Linked DNA regions of Homo sapiens: region 2 is linked to region 1. A link is a loop called in an ENCODE intact Hi-C map of the cell type or tissue named here. Cell type or tissue: dorsolateral prefrontal cortex. All regions are shown on one strand.

Evidence for each region. Peaks named below come from ENCODE experiments on the same cell type or tissue, not always from the same donor. Only the 100,000 strongest peaks of a DNase experiment are listed, where the experiment ranks them.
Region 2: it touches region 1 in a loop (3-fold over the local background); 63 of 110 quality-filtered maps call a loop at or near these places.

Annotation. Positions count from the first base shown.
Region 1 is chr15:65,049,826-65,057,825 of GRCh38, reverse strand. It overlaps SLC51B (SLC51 subunit beta), which reads right to left. Exons shown (of 4, transcript NM_178859.4): 2 at 7,725-7,929; 3 at 6,221-6,311; 4 at 4,429-4,860. The coding sequence starts at 7,821. The coding sequence ends at 4,662. RASL12 (RAS like family 12) reads left to right here. Exons shown (of 5, transcript NM_016563.4): 5 at 2,552-4,489. The coding sequence ends at 2,927. Among named protein-coding and RNA genes, the nearest start is that of SLC51B, 8.4 kb to the right of the region's middle. RefSeq lists enhancers at 2,393-2,893, 2,894-3,394. In dorsolateral prefrontal cortex, CTCF peaks have their summits at 3,155 and 3,363 (motif pointing left); a DNase peak (open chromatin) is centred at 3,345; H3K4me3 peaks cover 256 bases; H3K27ac peaks cover 2,508 bases.
Region 2 is chr15:65,097,332-65,105,331 of GRCh38, reverse strand. It overlaps UBAP1L (ubiquitin associated protein 1 like), which reads left to right. Exons shown (of 6, transcript NM_001163692.2): 3 at 2,648-3,226; 4 at 5,618-5,827. Among named protein-coding and RNA genes, the nearest start is that of UBAP1L, 14 kb to the left of the region's middle. In dorsolateral prefrontal cortex, a CTCF peak has its summit at 3,595 (motif pointing right); a DNase peak (open chromatin) is centred at 3,601.

The DNA of each region.
Region 1 (8,000 bases):
TCTTGCATGAATCTATCTGACCTTCCGATCTCACTCCCAGCAGCTGACTGGTCTAGTGCCCAATTCCAATTCTAAGGAGAGAGGCTCTGATGGGCTCCTTGGTCAGGTGTCTGCTCTGGTCCAATCGGCTCTCACCTCACCCAGACGCAGCCTCCCACTCTCACTCCCACAGTTGGCTGGGCTGAGGGCAGGTTCTCTTAGAAAGGGTTGGACTCGAATCGGAGGTCAGAGACTGGGCCAGAGGATGCATTACTGAAGAATACTGCAGCCATATTTTGCTTGGCTGGCATAGTGTCTTAAAAGACCTAGAATTGGAATGCTTTGAGGTGGGGCACGCTCTCTCCAGCCGACCCCAGGCCTCACCACTCCCCGTGGTTTACCTCCACCCTTTCCACACATTCAAGTTGCCCGCCTGGCCCTGAAGCATTTGACACTGTGATGCCTGAACTTGATGAGTAATGCCACTGGATTTCTCCAGCACTGACCTTTGTCCTCTGTGGCCAGTCTACCTGCAAGGGATAGCCCCTTCCACCAGCCACTCATCCCTCCCTGTTCACGGTTGGTCAGTCCTGCTGCCCTAGGCCCCAAGGGCACATTGACTGGTGTTAGCAAGGAAGGGACCCTTTGTTTAGAACGGGTCAGATGGGCCGTGGGAAAAAGAGAGGTGTGGGACCGTGAAAGGGGACTATGGTGAGAGGCCTTCAAAGGTGGCCAAGCCCTCAGACCTAGGCAAATTGTGTCTCAGAGAATGAGGGAAGTCATGTGACCTGAAAGCTGCTGAAGGTAGTCTTTGAGGAATTGCAGACCCTCTTAGGGGTCAGAAGACTGGATTGTGAGTAGGCCAGTTTTCAGTACAGGGAAAAAAGCACAGATCACTCTTTTGACCCCAATCTTTGCCAAAGGGATTGTCTAAAATGGTTTGGGAGCAAATAACAAAGCATACATGCTCAAATGAAGCTGATCCCACCCGTTCCCTAAAAACAACTCAGGACAATGTATTCCTATTTCATTCTTCGATCAAGTCCCAAGTTTAGTAGATTAGGATTCTGGGAAGCACAGGAAGTCTAACTTTTAGCTGAGCATTGGCCATTGTCTCCCACGACTGTCTCACTGTTAAAAGGGTAAAATGTCGGTTAGGTTGATGCTTCCCAAGCCACTGATAAAATTTTCCCTAGGATGCAACAAAATAAGAAAAAGGACAATGTTCTGTGCCTCTGTCACCCACTCACACACATGCACGCACACATGGGGTTTGTGTTTGTGAAAATTCATTATTCAAGCCCCCACAATGACAAAGTTGCAGATTCAAGCTCATCATAAAAGCAAATAATAGCAAGTGTTCTTTCCAAAAGGGTTCCTCAGGAAGCGGTGAGCTTACTGGCACCACGGCACCCAGCCCTGGGTGGGGAATAGATCCGATGCCTCTGACTCTTTTTTGTCCCAGTTACTCACTCTCTCTGAGACCGCGTGCCTCACCATGGAGTGGCACTCTGGGAAGCTAGCCCACTCTCAGCCCCTGCTCCTGCCAGGTCAGCCTTGGGCTCAGAAACTTTTCCCACCATGGCCCACTCGAGTGCCTCCTCTCATCTAGTGGCTGTGCCATTATCCTCGGGAATGGGCAGCGGGACAGCTCAGCAGTAGGTCAGGAAGATCCAGCCAGTGGAGTCTTGGCCCCAAGATCTCAGGGACCCCCCCATCTCTTCCCTCTTGTAGACATCCGACCTATGCAAGGCCAGTCTTCTTTTTCTTCCCGCCTCGATTCCCATGGCTTTCAGGTCAGAAGCCTCCAGGACCTTCCCAAGTTCCGGATATTCTATCCTCCCTTCACGGGAGGTGGTGTAGGACCAAGGCAGAATAGGTGTTGCCCCCTCTCTCCTTTTGCCCTCCTCACCATGAAATGTTGTCCCCCCTGCCCTCTCCTGCCTCTGCCCTGGTTTTATTATTTGCTTTTATGATGAGCTTGAATCTGCAACTTTGTCATTGTGAGGGCTTGAATAATGAATTTTCACAAACACAAACCCCAGGAGCCCTGAGAACTCTGCCAACCACAGGCTTCTGGAGTCACCTCTGTGGTCTAACCCTTCAGTCCAAACGACTGCTTCTCTCTAGAGCTGATCCCACAAGCCAGAGCTGTGGGTGGCCTGTTTCCTGCCCCAGGGACCCACGATGGGGTAGAGAAGAGATGGGGCTGGGAATGGCCTGCTTCCTCCAGCCACAGGCAGGGTCTAGCATAGGGGATTTGGAGTAGCTTCTTACCCTTACCCTCATCCCAAAATTCTGGCCTGGGTGACATCAGCTACCATTTATTGAGCACTGACTCTGTGCCAGGTACTGTGCTAAGCACTTGAAACAAATTGTCTTTCGTAATCCTAACAACCCTGAGAGGCAGAGGGCAGTAACCCACTGTACTGATAAGAACGCTGAGACTCAGAGAGGTGAAGATGACCCCAGGCCACCCAGCTAGTCCATGGGGCGCTGGGTGTAGGAGCTGGTCTGCCTGACTTGGCACAGCCTGCTCCTAACTCCCTGCCTCACACTGCTTCCTCACCAGGCAAGTCACCAAGGCAGAGGGTGTGGCTTTGGCAGGCAGGTTTGGGTGCCTGTTTTTCGAGGTCTCTGCCTGTCTGGACTTTGAGCACGTGCAGCATGTCTTCCACGAGGCAGTGCGAGAGGCACGGCGGGAGCTGGAGAAGAGCCCCCTGACCCGGCCCCTCTTCATCTCCGAGGAGAGGGCCCTGCCCCACCAGGCCCCGCTCACCGCGCGGCATGGGCTGGCCAGCTGCACCTTCAACACGCTCTCCACCATCAACCTGAAGGAGATGCCCACTGTGGCCCAGGCCAAGCTGGTCACCGTGAAGTCATCCCGGGCCCAGAGCAAGCGCAAGGCGCCTACCCTGACTCTCCTGAAGGGCTTCAAGATCTTCTGAGGCCCCCTCCCCAGGAAGCCTAGGCTCGGTGGCTGGACAGGACTGCAGCAGGACAGGGACTGGCTTCTCACCACCAGCCTTTCCGTCTGATGGACAGCAGACCCCGCCTCCAGCACCAAGCAGTGTCCCTACACTCAATTCACTGTGTGAGCTGGAGTGGCAGGCAGGGATGCTGCTTCTGTTCCCTCCAGGCCTTGGTCTTCATGGTAACCACCGCGTCTGTGGCCGTAGAGGGAAACAGCCACTGTGACAACCCAGAGACCTGGGGTCAGCCTTAAGTAGGAAGAAATTGCAGTGTCTATCCTGCTGCCATCAGCCCTTCCTGCTCCAGCTACAGTTGGGCCAGCTGTGGCCTTAGTGGATGGTCTGGGTGGATGGCTCTGTCAATGTCAGGCCCGAGAACAGCCTGCGGAATGACAGCCTGGGGTCCTTGTGCCACCTGGTGGACGGGAAAGGCAGGGCGGCTGCAGTTTCAGAGGCCAGAGCCTGGCCCTCCTGTCATCTGCTGACTTCACAGAAGGCCCAGGCTACAAACCCCACAGTTTATCCAAGGAAAATCTAGTTAAAATAATCCAATGGACAGAAGCCCCAGGAAGGGGTATTTCCAACACTTGGCGTCTCAATGAGGATAAAAGGGAGGGACTGTAGGTTGTCCAGCATAAGGAGCCCCAGAGTTCTTTCACCAGCAGACAGATTCTCCATGTGTTTTCCCACTGTTAAGGACTCTGTCCAAAGAACCTCAGCATCAGCTCCCTCAAGCTTAATGATCCAGGCTGCAGAAGAAAGTTGTCACTCCAGTGAGTTACCCAGGGCTCCAGGGAGCCCACAGCAGCATCAGACCCATCCAGGGGCTACAGGGCCTGCCCCCCTGCAGGTAGAAACACAGTATACCCGTTTGTCATCTGGTTTGGCAGGACCCAGGACCCTCAGCAATGAGTCTGAGTGTTCAAAGCCCACTTTAGAACCTAAAGCATTTTGGGTTAATAAAGCAAAATTTTGCTTATGTTATTTGGTGGTGTCACCGCAGCTTATACCAAGACACCATGGCTCAGACATGGGATCAGGACACACCTTTGAGATCCCACTGTTAGCAAGAAAAGGCTGTCCAAGGCAGGCAGTGTGGTAGTTGTCTGATTTTGTTTACCACACGCCAGGTCCCAGGGAAGTCTTGCACAGACTCTTAGCAGACAAGCAGGGAAAAGAGAGGGTCCTGGTGGGTGGAAGGATTGGGAAGGGGATTCTGGGCCTGGAAGCCTGCTCCTTCCCCTCTCAGCCGTCTCAGGACTACTGTTGGATTGCAAACAGCATCTCTGACCCAGTCTTCGGACTCATTCTGTAAATGGAGGAGCTGAGGTCAGAGGGGGGCTGTGAACTACTCAAGACCACATGCTTGCAGTCCTACAGGCTTCCCGACCCACAGGCCAGCTACGGATTTTGCACTTTTGCTCCAGGCCACTTGTGTGTGTATGTGTGTGTGTACCACTGCCATCTGAACAAACTATGCAATACCACCTGCTCCCTTCCAGGAGCATTTTAATAAAAGATTTTTTTTAATAACAGAATTTTAGTTTGCTTGCAGTTCATTCATTGTATCTGCTAAGAAAAAAAAAAAGAAAGAAAGAAAAAGAAAAAAGCGGCTTCTTGGGAGAGACTCTAAAACCTGAGAGGTTTCAGGCCACTGAGCTGAGCCCACATCATGTGTCTGGCTTAGGATGGGGCTTCTCTGAACCCTCACTAGCTCTCAGTTTCTGGTACATCCGGAAGGAAAACTGACAGCACATCTCTCTCTTTTAACTCAAGTTCCACCTGGGCCAAGTTTGGCTTTTCTGAGAGCAAAGTTTCTCTTAGGTTGTTTAGGCTGTTGTGATCCTTGGCCTCATCCAAATGCAGGACTTCTGGAGTTTCTTTTTCTGGTGGCTGCATCTTTTCTTTTCTGGGGGGACAGGGAACAGTGTTAATGAGGGGGGCTGAGTGGTTGGGGCAGGACTGGGTCGCCCAAATGGCTTAAAGAGTCTAAGGGGAAAATTCTCTATGCAGTTTGGGAGCTACTAGAGGAGAAGCGGCAATGGTTGGATATTCCTTCAACAGAGAAATGGCTTACCCTTGAGTGTGTGTCATCTCAAGGAATCCTTACTGTCACCTGTGAGCTCAAGTATCATTGCCACCCCCGCACCTTCCAAGTGAGGAAATGTGCTTCAAGGAGACCAGGTGCAGTGGCTCACACCTGTAATCCCAGCACTTTGGGAGGCTGAGGCGGGTGGATCACTTGAGGCCAGGTGTTTGAGACCAGTCTGGCCAACATGGCAAAACCCCATCTCTACTAAAAATACAAAAATTAGCTGGGTGTGGTTGTGCCTGTAATTGCAGCTATTTGGGAGGCTGAAGCAGGAGAATCACTTGAACCTGGGAGGCAGAGGTTGCAGTGAGCCGAGATTGTGCCACTGCACTCCATCCTGGGCAATAGAGAGACTGTCTCAAAAAAAAAAAAAAAAAAAAAAAGCCAAGGATGCACATAGCTAGTGTGTGCACTTAAGCCTCCTGACTCTTGAATCCTGTGTTCTTTTCACCTAACCACACTGTCTCTGACCTTGGACTGTCATCCTACTTAGCGTAGGTCCTTGTCACCACACACCTCATCCCTCACACTACTGCAGGAAATTTCTAACTAATCTCTCTGCCTCTAGGTGTTTCCTTCTCCAAACCAGCCTAGGCACAACACCAGTCATGTTTCTAAAACCCCATCGTGTACACATCACTCCCCTCCCCCAACCACCTTCATTGGCTCCCACTGCCCACTTCCTTAATAACTCCCATGTGTCTGTCCTCTCTCCAGATTGGTTTTATTCAAGGTACCCCTAGACTTCCTGGCCATAGTGGAGGGACCCAGCGGTGGTAAGCTGTCTGCCTAGAGATTCTGACTGGGTCGTAGGGGGAACAGGTCTGCTGTACCCATGGACAGCCACTCATCTCTGAGTTGACTTTGCTGAGGTGCATGTGTGCTGATAGGGTGAGAGGGGCAAGCTCGCCTTCTGAATGGCTACACTCCTCCAGGTCATGCCTGCTTCCTGTCCAGGGCCAGGGGGTGGTAATCAGGGACTGTTGCTGTTTTTTGTTTGTTTGTTTGTTTGTTTTTAACAGCTTGGGGTTCTCGAAGGACACTGAAGGCTGAATTTTGCTGTCCCAAAGGGTGGACAGCAATGACCCCTAAGTGACCCCTCTCTAGATTTCCCTCTGGGAAGGCAGGGCCTCTACCCCACAGAGACCACCCCATCCCCCCAGGACCAGCTCCTCACCTGCTTGCCTGGATGCTTCTTCCCAGGAGGACCATGCTTATAATGACCACCACAGCTGCCAGGGCAAGGATGGAATGATTCCAGGGAGATGCTGGGGAAGGACACACAGGACAGAGCCCTGAGGAATGGCCAGGCACCTCTCAAGCCCGCTAACAGCTGGGGCCTGGGCTCAGACCCAGCTTACAGCATCAACTGTCCTTTGCGTGGAGACCCTAATCAAAGATGGGCCCCTTGCCCTGGGGCACTCCCAGTCTAACAGGTGGGAGGGTGGAAGACAGTCTCTACTCTGGAGAAGCCCTAATCTAATGGAGGAGACAGTACTGCAGTTAAATAATAGTGGGGCAACAGGGGTGAAGGGCAGAGGCCTACGGAGGGCAGGAGACAGGTGGGCCAAGATAAACTTCACAATCTTCAGTTTTGCCAGCCTGGGCTGGACCTGCGGAGCACAAGGAAAAGAAAGAAGGCTGGGCTCAGTGGCTCACGCCTATAATCCCAGCACTTTGGGAAGCCGAGTCAGGTGGATCACCTGAGGTCGGGAGTTCAAGACCAGCCTGGCCAACATGGTGAAATGCTGTCTCTACTAAAAATACAAAAATTAGCTGGGTGTGGTGGCATACACTGTAATCCCAGCTACTCAGGAGACTGAGGCATGAGAATCACTTGAATCCAGGAGGCAGAGCTTGCAGTGAGCCAAGATTGCACCACTGCACTCCAGCCTGGGCAACAGAGTGACCCTGCCTCAAAAAAAAGGCAAAAAAAAAAAAAAAAAGAAGAAGAAGAAGAAAGAAAAAAAAAGGAAAGAAAGAAGGCAGGGAGAAGGGTGGAAGGAATGGCAACTGCCCACAGATAATACATGAAGTGACTAAACTGAATGTGGCTACTCAAGATTTGTCCATGCTGTACCCAAATGAAGCAGGGTCCAGCCTCAGAGCTCTTGCATTTGCTGTCCTCCCTCCAGGAATGTTCCTCCCCCAAATAATTTGCATACCTAATTATTTCCTTAGTTTCCTGCAAGTCACCTTCCTGATGATAAAAATGTCACCTTTTTAGTGAGGCCTTCCTTGACCACATTACTGCCCTTGCTGCATACTTCCTATTCTCTTTCTCTGTTTAATTTTTCTTTTTATTACTCATCACCAACGCACTATGCGTTTTAGTTGTTTATTTTTAATCCCCACTAGAATGTACATTCCATGAAGGCAGAGATTTTTGTGTTTTATTCACTATTGTCGCCCCAGTGCTGAGAACAGTGTCTGGTACAGAGTAGGAGCTTAATAAATGTGATGATTGGAGGGCTGCATAAATAAGCGACCACACCCTGAGAAAAGGAAGGGGCGGTCCAGCCAGACCCCTCTGGGTACTGAGACACCCCGACTGATTCCCTGTCTTGGAGGAAATGTACCGCCTGACCTGGAGGGGACGACAGTGTCAGGACCTTCAGCCAAACTCTGCTCTGTGTTGAGGGGCACACCCCCACCCCTGCCGTCAATCTCTCACCACTTACCATCTTCCACACGAAAAAACCAAAGCATCTCTTCCAGCAGCTCCTGGGGTACCACAGTACCGGCTGGGTCTCCGGGAGCCCCCTCACTGTGCTCCATGCCCCTGCTCCTGGTAGCGTGTGCAACGAGGTCCTTAGACCCCTTAGCCCCAGCAGCCCTCCTGGCCTCCTCGGTTCTGGCCCCTGGGCAGAGAAGCCGTGAAGACCCCTGGAAACAAAGCAGACAGCATGACTGGATATCCCACCCGAGTTTGATCTCCCTCTGTGCCCAAATCCAGA
Region 2 (8,000 bases), 48 kb before region 1:
AATTTTTTATATTTCTTTGTAGAGATGAGATTTCACACCATGTTGCCCGGGCTGGTCTTGAACTCCTGGGCTCTAGTGATCCTCCCACCTTGGCCACCCTAAGTGCTGCAATTACAAGCATGAGCCACTGTGCTCGACCTGCTTTTGTTTTTTGAGACAGGGCCTCACTCTGTCGCCCAGGCTGGAGTGCAGCGGCATGAACATGGCTCACTGCAGCCTCAACCTCCTGGGCTCAAGGAGCCCTCCCACCTCAGCATCCCAAGTAGCTCAGACTGCAGAAAAGTGCCACCATGACTAATTTTCTTTTTTTTTTTTTTTTTTCATTTGAGACAGAGTCTCGCTCTGTCACCAGGCTGGAGTGCAGTGGCGCAATCTCGGCTCACTGCAACCTCCGACTCCTCGGTTCAAGTGATTCTCGTGCCATGGTCTCCCGAGTAGCTGGGATTACAGGCATGCACCACCAAAGCCAGCTAATTTTTTGTATTTTTAGTAGAGATGGGGTTTCACTATGTTGGCCAGGATGGTCTTGATCTCATGACCTCGTGATCCACCCGCCTCAGCCTCCCAAAATGCTGGGATTACAGGCGTGAGCCACCGCACCTGGCCATTTTCAAAATTTTTTGTAGAGACAGTCTCACTATGTTGCCCAGGTGGACTTGAATTCCTGGGCTCAAGCAATCCTCCGGCCTCGGCCTCCCAGTGCTGGCATTACAGATGAGCCACTGTGCCCAGCCTAACACTATTTATTGACCAGAACTTTATCGTTCTCCTATTGCTTGAGATGCCACCCGTATTAGTTACTAAATCCCTATAATATATTAAGGCCTATTTCTGGATTTTCTATTATGTACCTTTAATCTGTCTGTGCCAGTACCATAGTTTTAATTATTGAACTTCTATATTTTAATAGATGGTAGGGCCAGTTCTCCTTATTTATGTTTTTGTCTCCAGAGTTTCTGGCTTTTCTTTTTCTTTTTCTTTTCTTTTCTTTTCTTCTCTTCTCTTCTCTTTCTCTCTCTCTCTCTGTCTCGCTCTCTCTCTCTTTTCTTTTCTTTTTTCCCTTCCCCTTCCCTTCCTTTCGACAGAGTCTCGCTTTGTCGCCCAGGCTGGAGTGTGCAGTGGTGCAATCTTGGCACATTGCAACCTCCACCTCCCAGGTTCAAGCGATTCTCCTGCCTCAGCCTCCCAAGTAGCTGGGATTACAGTCATGTGCCACCATGCCCAGTTAATTTTTATAGTTTTAGTAGAGGTGGGGTTTCGCCATGTTGGCCAGGCTGGTCTTGAACTGACCTCAGGTGATCCACCTGCCTCAGCCTCCCAAAGTGCTGGGATCGCAGGCATGAGCCACCGAGCCCAGCCCTTATTTGTTTTTATATGAAGTTTAGAATCATCTTGCATAGTTCCAAAATCAAGTGTTGGCATTTTATTGGGTCTTGGTATTTTTTTAATCCCTCTGAGTGCTGCTGGCTATTTCTTAGCTTCTTTCTCTCCAAGTATGCCTCATTAGTTCTGAAGTCTTTTTGCCTTCTCTGTCCTTCACAACCCATCTATTTTGCTCCAATCTCTTTCTCTAACCATTTATTCTGCACATACTTACAAATGTCCACTCTGGGCCAGGCCTGCCCTGGGCCCTGAAGATACAGAGAGGAACTCAGGGAGTCACACTGGAGCAGCTAACTTATGCTCCTCTCCCCAAGGTAGGGTCATGGGTGAGAGGGAGCTGTGCCTGTGATCTAAGTGTCTGAGTGTCTGTGCCTGTCTTTCTGCCTCACTCCCCAACCCCTAGCCTCTTTCTTCCTTAACTGGCCATGGTAGAACAAATTGCCTTTAAAACTTTTACATATTTTTGATGGAGTCTTATGTTTGCTGTTCTTAATTTTAAAGGTAGGGAACAGGAATATGTCATTTTTGCCTCATTTTATAAACTCTAGAGTTAGATTATTTATGTGGACTCCAGATTGCTTTTTTAGGTGGTCTGATACGAAGTGGAGAAAGCACTACAATCAGGTCCACCGACAGGAAAACCAGCTCAGCCACTCACTGCCAATCTAACTTCTAGCAAACTCAATGTTCTGAGCTCCATTTTCATAATATGGAAATAGGAATGACACTAGACCATACTAAGTAGAGTTCCACAAAGATTAGTGGTTATGACATTTCCAGGACCCCAAAGTAACCTTGGTGGCAGCAAAGGGGCTGGGGACAGGAATCACTCCATAGGGAGGTTTGTCTGCCTGGGCGGGCCTCCAAGGCAGACTACTCATTGGCAAACTGCTGGGCTCAGGTGAAAGCTTCTTTGCTAAGAATAAGCTTTATTGGAGAAAATTTTTAAGTAGTTTTTGCTCAACTACATACTGAATGGCAAAGGGATTTAGATGTTGGGTTTCATTACATTTCATTCGACTGACGAATTCATCACTTTGTCATTTATGCCAGTTTGCCATTAAACTGTTATTGGTATCCATCGACCACAGTGTTAGCTAAAACCCAGGGTAGAGTGGGCTGTGATGGAAGCCCGGGGCTCAGAATCTGACGCTGTCCAGGCTTAGAGAGTCTCTGGCTGAACAGGGTCCCCCAGGCCAGGGGTTAGTGTTGTGCCCCCGGGGTCCTGGTTTGCCCTGGGCTTTACGTCGCCTTCTTTCCGCAGCACGACTTCAGCCTGGAGAGGACGGCACTCTTCTGGGTGGAGGCCGCCGGCCAGGGACCCAGCCCGTACCAGTGCGGTGACCCGGGGACAGCGTCAGCCCCTCCAGCCTGGCTCTTGCTAGTCAGCCCCGAACATGGGCTGGCGCCTGCGCCCACCACAATCAGAGACCCGGAGGCCGGACACCAGGAGAGGCCGGAGGAGGAGGGTGAGGACGAGGCAGAAGCCTCCTCTGGCAGCGAGGAAGAGCCGGCCCCCAGCAGCCTCCAACCGGGCTCCCCGGCGAGCCCCGGCCCCGGCCGTCGCCTGTGCTCGCTGGACGTGCTACGCGGCGTGCGGTTGGAGCTGGCAGGGGCGCGGCGGCGGCTCTCCGAGGGGAAGCTGGTCTCCCGGCCCCGCGCCCTCCTGCATGGCCTCCGCGGCCACCGCGCGCTGAGCCTGTGCCCGAGCCCTGCGCAGTCCCCCAGGTCTGCATCACCCCCGGGGCCCGCGCCCCAGCACCCCGCCGCCCCCGCGTCGCCCCCGCGGCCCTCCACGGCAGGCGCCATCCCCCCGCTGCGGAGCCACAAGCCTACGGTCGCGGTAAGGATTCTGCCCGCCCCTCCAAGGCCGCCAATCAGCAGCCCAGGCCCCATAATCTGGGTGTCCAGCCCAGCCCGCAGCCTCGGTCCCCTACTCCACGCGCTCCTGCATCCTCCCTTGACCTGCTCCCACCTGGGCCTGTACCGTGTTGTCCTCCTGCGGCCCTTTGACTAGAGTAGAGTAGTCCCTGCTCAGAAGCCCCCATTCCCCGCGTTTCCCACTGTGCCTGCCTTGCTTTTTTTTAGGGAGCAGGTCACAGTGGTTTTAATTATCCAGGACCTGTCTCTTCTAAACGAGGTTGAGCTCTTTTAGGGCAGGGACTGGATCGCACTGATTTTTGTTTCCAGAGCACCCAGCTGCCGACTTGACCCATAGGGGGCGCTCAGTGGATGTCTGTTGAATTGATGAACGCAACGCAAATCTAGGGCTTCCCACTGGCTGAGGTTTGCTATAAGCTAGGGGAGCTGGAGGCTCAATCAAGGAATATTCAATGCACAGTTACTTCCTGCCAGACACTGGGTTTGGGAGTGTCAAAACCACAGGACATGAAGAGTTGGCCAAGAGGGTTGTGGGACCAGGCCCTGAACTGTACAGCGGGATCAGGTGTTGAGGGAGCGTCAGGGCTGCAATAGGCTGAGAAGGCTTCAGGACGGAGGAAGTGAACCCTGAAGAGCAGGGAGAAGTGACCCTACAGTGAAACCACAGAAGCTTAAGCCTCAGGCTCCTCCCTTTGTCTCTTCCAAGGCCTTGTGCCCAATTTTGTATTCATAATTGTGTGTTCTTTTTCTGTGAGGTGCCTTCCAAATTATGTAAGTATCAGACTCCACAAAACATGGGGTGGGTCAGGATTGGCAGCAGAAGGTGGCAGCGGGGCACAGCTTTCTGCCCCCCAGCAGCCCCACAGTCAGGCCAGGAGATGCTGCAGAATAAGGCCAAGGTAGAATTCAATCTGCAAGACAGAGACCTGAGGTCTGGTTTCTTACATGCACCGGCTTGTGACCTTAGGCAAGTCACTGAACCACCCCTTCTCTACCTGCACTGTGAGCCAACAACCCTTCACACGGTTGTTTAGAGCATACATAGTAGAGAAGAGGCTCTGTAAGCGTGATGTGCCATGCCCACATCCAAGACCAGATGTTGATGCCAGGATGGCTCTTCCCTGGCCAAGATGAATTTAACTCTCATAACAACCCTGTGGGGGTGGGACAGTATTCTGTAGATGATGGAAATGAGGCACAGAGTGGCAAAGAATCTTTTTCAAGGACACAAGAGTAGACTCAGCTCCTAAACTTTGATGTTCTCCACCCTGGAGGTAATAAAGGGTAGACCCTAGGGTGAGGTCGTGGCAGGGAGAGCCCTGAGAAGATGCGTATGGGTGGGGATTCATGTGTGTTACATATACACTCCACCCCAAGAGCCAGGCGGCAGCTGTGTTTTCCTTGGGAGGAGGGGACAGGATGAAACGTTCAGGGCTGGCAGAGAGGTACTTCCTCATGGGAGAAGGTTCGGGGCGATGCCGGCCAAACCAATGGAAATGCCTTCAAGTCACCCTCCTTAATCCAGGGTGTGTTTCAACTGGTGTGCCCAGTTCCTCCCCTGCTCCATGCCCTGCCAAACCCCAGCCCAACCAAATTCAAGAAGGAGGGCCTGGTTGGGAAGACCTACCCCTGCTCATCTGTCACCAAGGTGTGGGGCATAAAACCTAAGTAGGGTTGAGGTACCAAGCGTGTGTTGCTTAATCAGGTCATTAACGTTTCTGAACCTTGATTTCAATGTCTGTAAAATGGGATAGTAGAATGGACCTCATATTTCTTTCACTAGTCACTTTCCTGACATTGTTTTTTGTTTTGTTTTTTTTTTTGAGACAGAGTTTGGCTGTTATTGCCCAGGCTGGAGTGCAATGGTGCGATCTCTGCTCACTGCAACCTCTGCCTCCCGGGTTCAAGCGATTCTCCTGCCTCAGCCTCCCAAATAGCTGGGATTACAGGCATGTGCCACCACGTCCGGCTAATTTTGTATTTTTTAATAGAGGCAGGGTTTCACCACGTTGGTTGGGCTGGTCTCGAACTCCTTACCTCAGGTGATCCACCTGCCTTGGCCTCCCAAAGTGTTGGGATTACAGCCATGAGCCACCGCGCCCAGTCCCTCACATTGTCTTATTTAAGTCTCCTGATAGTCCCGTGAAGTAGCTTAGGGATTGCCCTCATTTTTCATATGAGTATACTGAGTAAGCATTAGAGAGCTGGGGTCTGCAGGACTCTAAGCCCTCCATAATATTAGCCCCTACACTCTGTACAGAAGGTGGTACATAAAGGCATTTTTAAAAATGTCCAGCCCAACTGAGTGTCACTTCCTGTAGTAACTGACATGTCCAGTCTGTCTGTATTTCAGTCCCTCAGCCCGTACACCTGTCTGCCACCTCTTGGGGGGGCACCCCAACCTCTCAACCCCCACAAGTCACACCCTGATACTGCGGCTGACCTGCTGTCCGCCCTGAGCCAGGAGGAGCAAGACCTCATTGGGCCAGTGGTCGCCCTGGGATATCCCCTGCGAAGGGCCATCATAGCTCTGCAGAAGACAGGGAGGCAGAGCCTGAGCCAGGTGAGTTGGGGGACCCAGAGCTGATGAGCTGTGATGCTGGAGCCAGGTGAGTGGCCACATGATTTTCACCTTTTGAGCTGTGACATAGGCCCAACAACAGCATCAGCCAACCCCACAGCTCTGGAGCATCTATGGCCCCTCAGGGTTGTCCTAAGTGGGGCTGAGATGGTCAGGCCTTTATACCCCTGCCTCAATCAGTCATTGCATGTGGGAAGGGGGTGACCTGAGGTAAGTGGATCTCTGCAGTTAAGGTAATCCCTGAAGGGGCAGACAACTGAAGAGTGTCTCCCAGCTCTCCCAGCATCTGGGGCAGTAAGTCCTGCAGTGAAAGGGTGTGTGGATGGAACATCACAGAGTCTACCACACGCAGGTTCTACTCACCCACATTCTATTCTTCTAATAGAGTTCACTCTATTGGAAGTATGGCGGAGACTCATGATGACACTCCAAGGACAGCACTCTGAGCCACGCTACTATTTGGAAGCAGGTCTTGACCCCTGATACAAGCCAAGAATGTAAGAGCACCTGCAGAGGAGTGAGGGCCCCCAAAGTGCCCAAAAAGAGGTGCTAGTGGCAAGATACCTGGGAGAAGAAGTGGTATGAGTGTTATAGGGGTGTTTCTGTCATCTCTTTCTGTGTAACAAACTACCCCGAAACTTAGTGGCATGAGACAACCATTTATTTGCTTATGATTCTCTGGATTGGCAGTTTTAAGGTGGACTCAGCTAGGGGGTTCTTCTGCTCATCTCACCTGCAGTCTCATGTGGCTACAGTTTGGTGACTTACTTGGGGCTGAATGATCTAAGATGGCCTCATTCACTGTACAGTGGGTGGTGATACTTGTCAGCTGGGCCACATATCTCCAGCAAGCCACCCTACTTGGTTCCAAGAGTAAGGCCTCTTGAGGCCTCTTGAGGCCTTGGCTGAAATTGTACATAGTCACTTCCACCTCATTCTATTGGTCAAAGCATGTTGTTGACCCCTCCAGGCTTACACAGGGGAAAAACAGATTCCACCTCTTGGTGGGAGAGGGTGCAAAAAATTTTATGATCATTCTCAGTCTACCACAAGAAGGTTCCAGTGATCAAGAAAGGCTTCATGGAGATACCAAGCATTGAGCAGGACTTCAAGGATGGATAAGATCTGATGCTGAAGGAAGGAGAAGGGGTGATATTCCAGGAGGGAAGGACAGTGTGAATAAAGGAGTGGAGGTGGGAAGGAAGTGTTTGGGAGGCCCTGATCTGACCAGTCTTGTTGAGGAGAGGGTGCATGAGGCAGGCTGGTAGGAGATGAGAAAAAGAGAATTGGGGGTAGATTTAGGGGTCTTGAAGGCTGGCCTGAGAATTTGATAAATGACCCAATAGGCAAAAGGAGGCACGGAAGGATTGTAAGTAGGGTCAGGAGGTAACATTGAATGCCATTGCCTACACCCCCATGTCCCCACCTGAAAGTAACATCCTTCGTTGCGTGGTTTTCTAAACATCGGGACTCTTCATGGTTTGATGGCTGGCCCCAGGGTAGTTGGCACTTTTCATTTTTCTCCCGTTCCTGCCCCACCACCATCAGAAGGCTTGGACACCTCCATCATCACTGATGAGTACTGAATGTTGGGTCCCTGCGGTCCAGAGCTGCCTGCTTCTGCCAGAGGGAATGGCAGAAGGGAAGTGACTTTCAAACAGGAGCCGGGGTGGGGCTGGGCAAATGCACCTGGTCCCCTTGCCCACCCACTCCTGCTTCTACTCTACTCTGGGTTCATCAGTTCATGCCCTGTCCTGGAGGAGAATTTCCAACATAGTGACCCCCATGTGGCTAAAATGGCAGGGAGGGGTGCTAACATTTATTGAACATTTTCTTGCATGAATCTCTCTCTCTGAGGGTATTCAGTTAGGTCTCAATTCTGCAAGGTTGCTATTACATTATGACCACTTTGCAGATGAGGAAACTGAGGCCAGGGAAGTTCATACAGCCAGTCAATGGCAGCACTGGGGTTGAGGCCAGCTGGTCTGACTCTGCATCTTGGTCGCACGATGTCTTTTATCTCATTTTCTGTGTGAGAACCTCCCAGGACAGCACCACAGGCTGATCTGAGATTTAAGAGCAGATCTAAAGTCACGCCTACCTTCGGATGATACTGAAAAGCCAGAGTCCTGGCCAAAAAGCTGGTCAGGAGGGC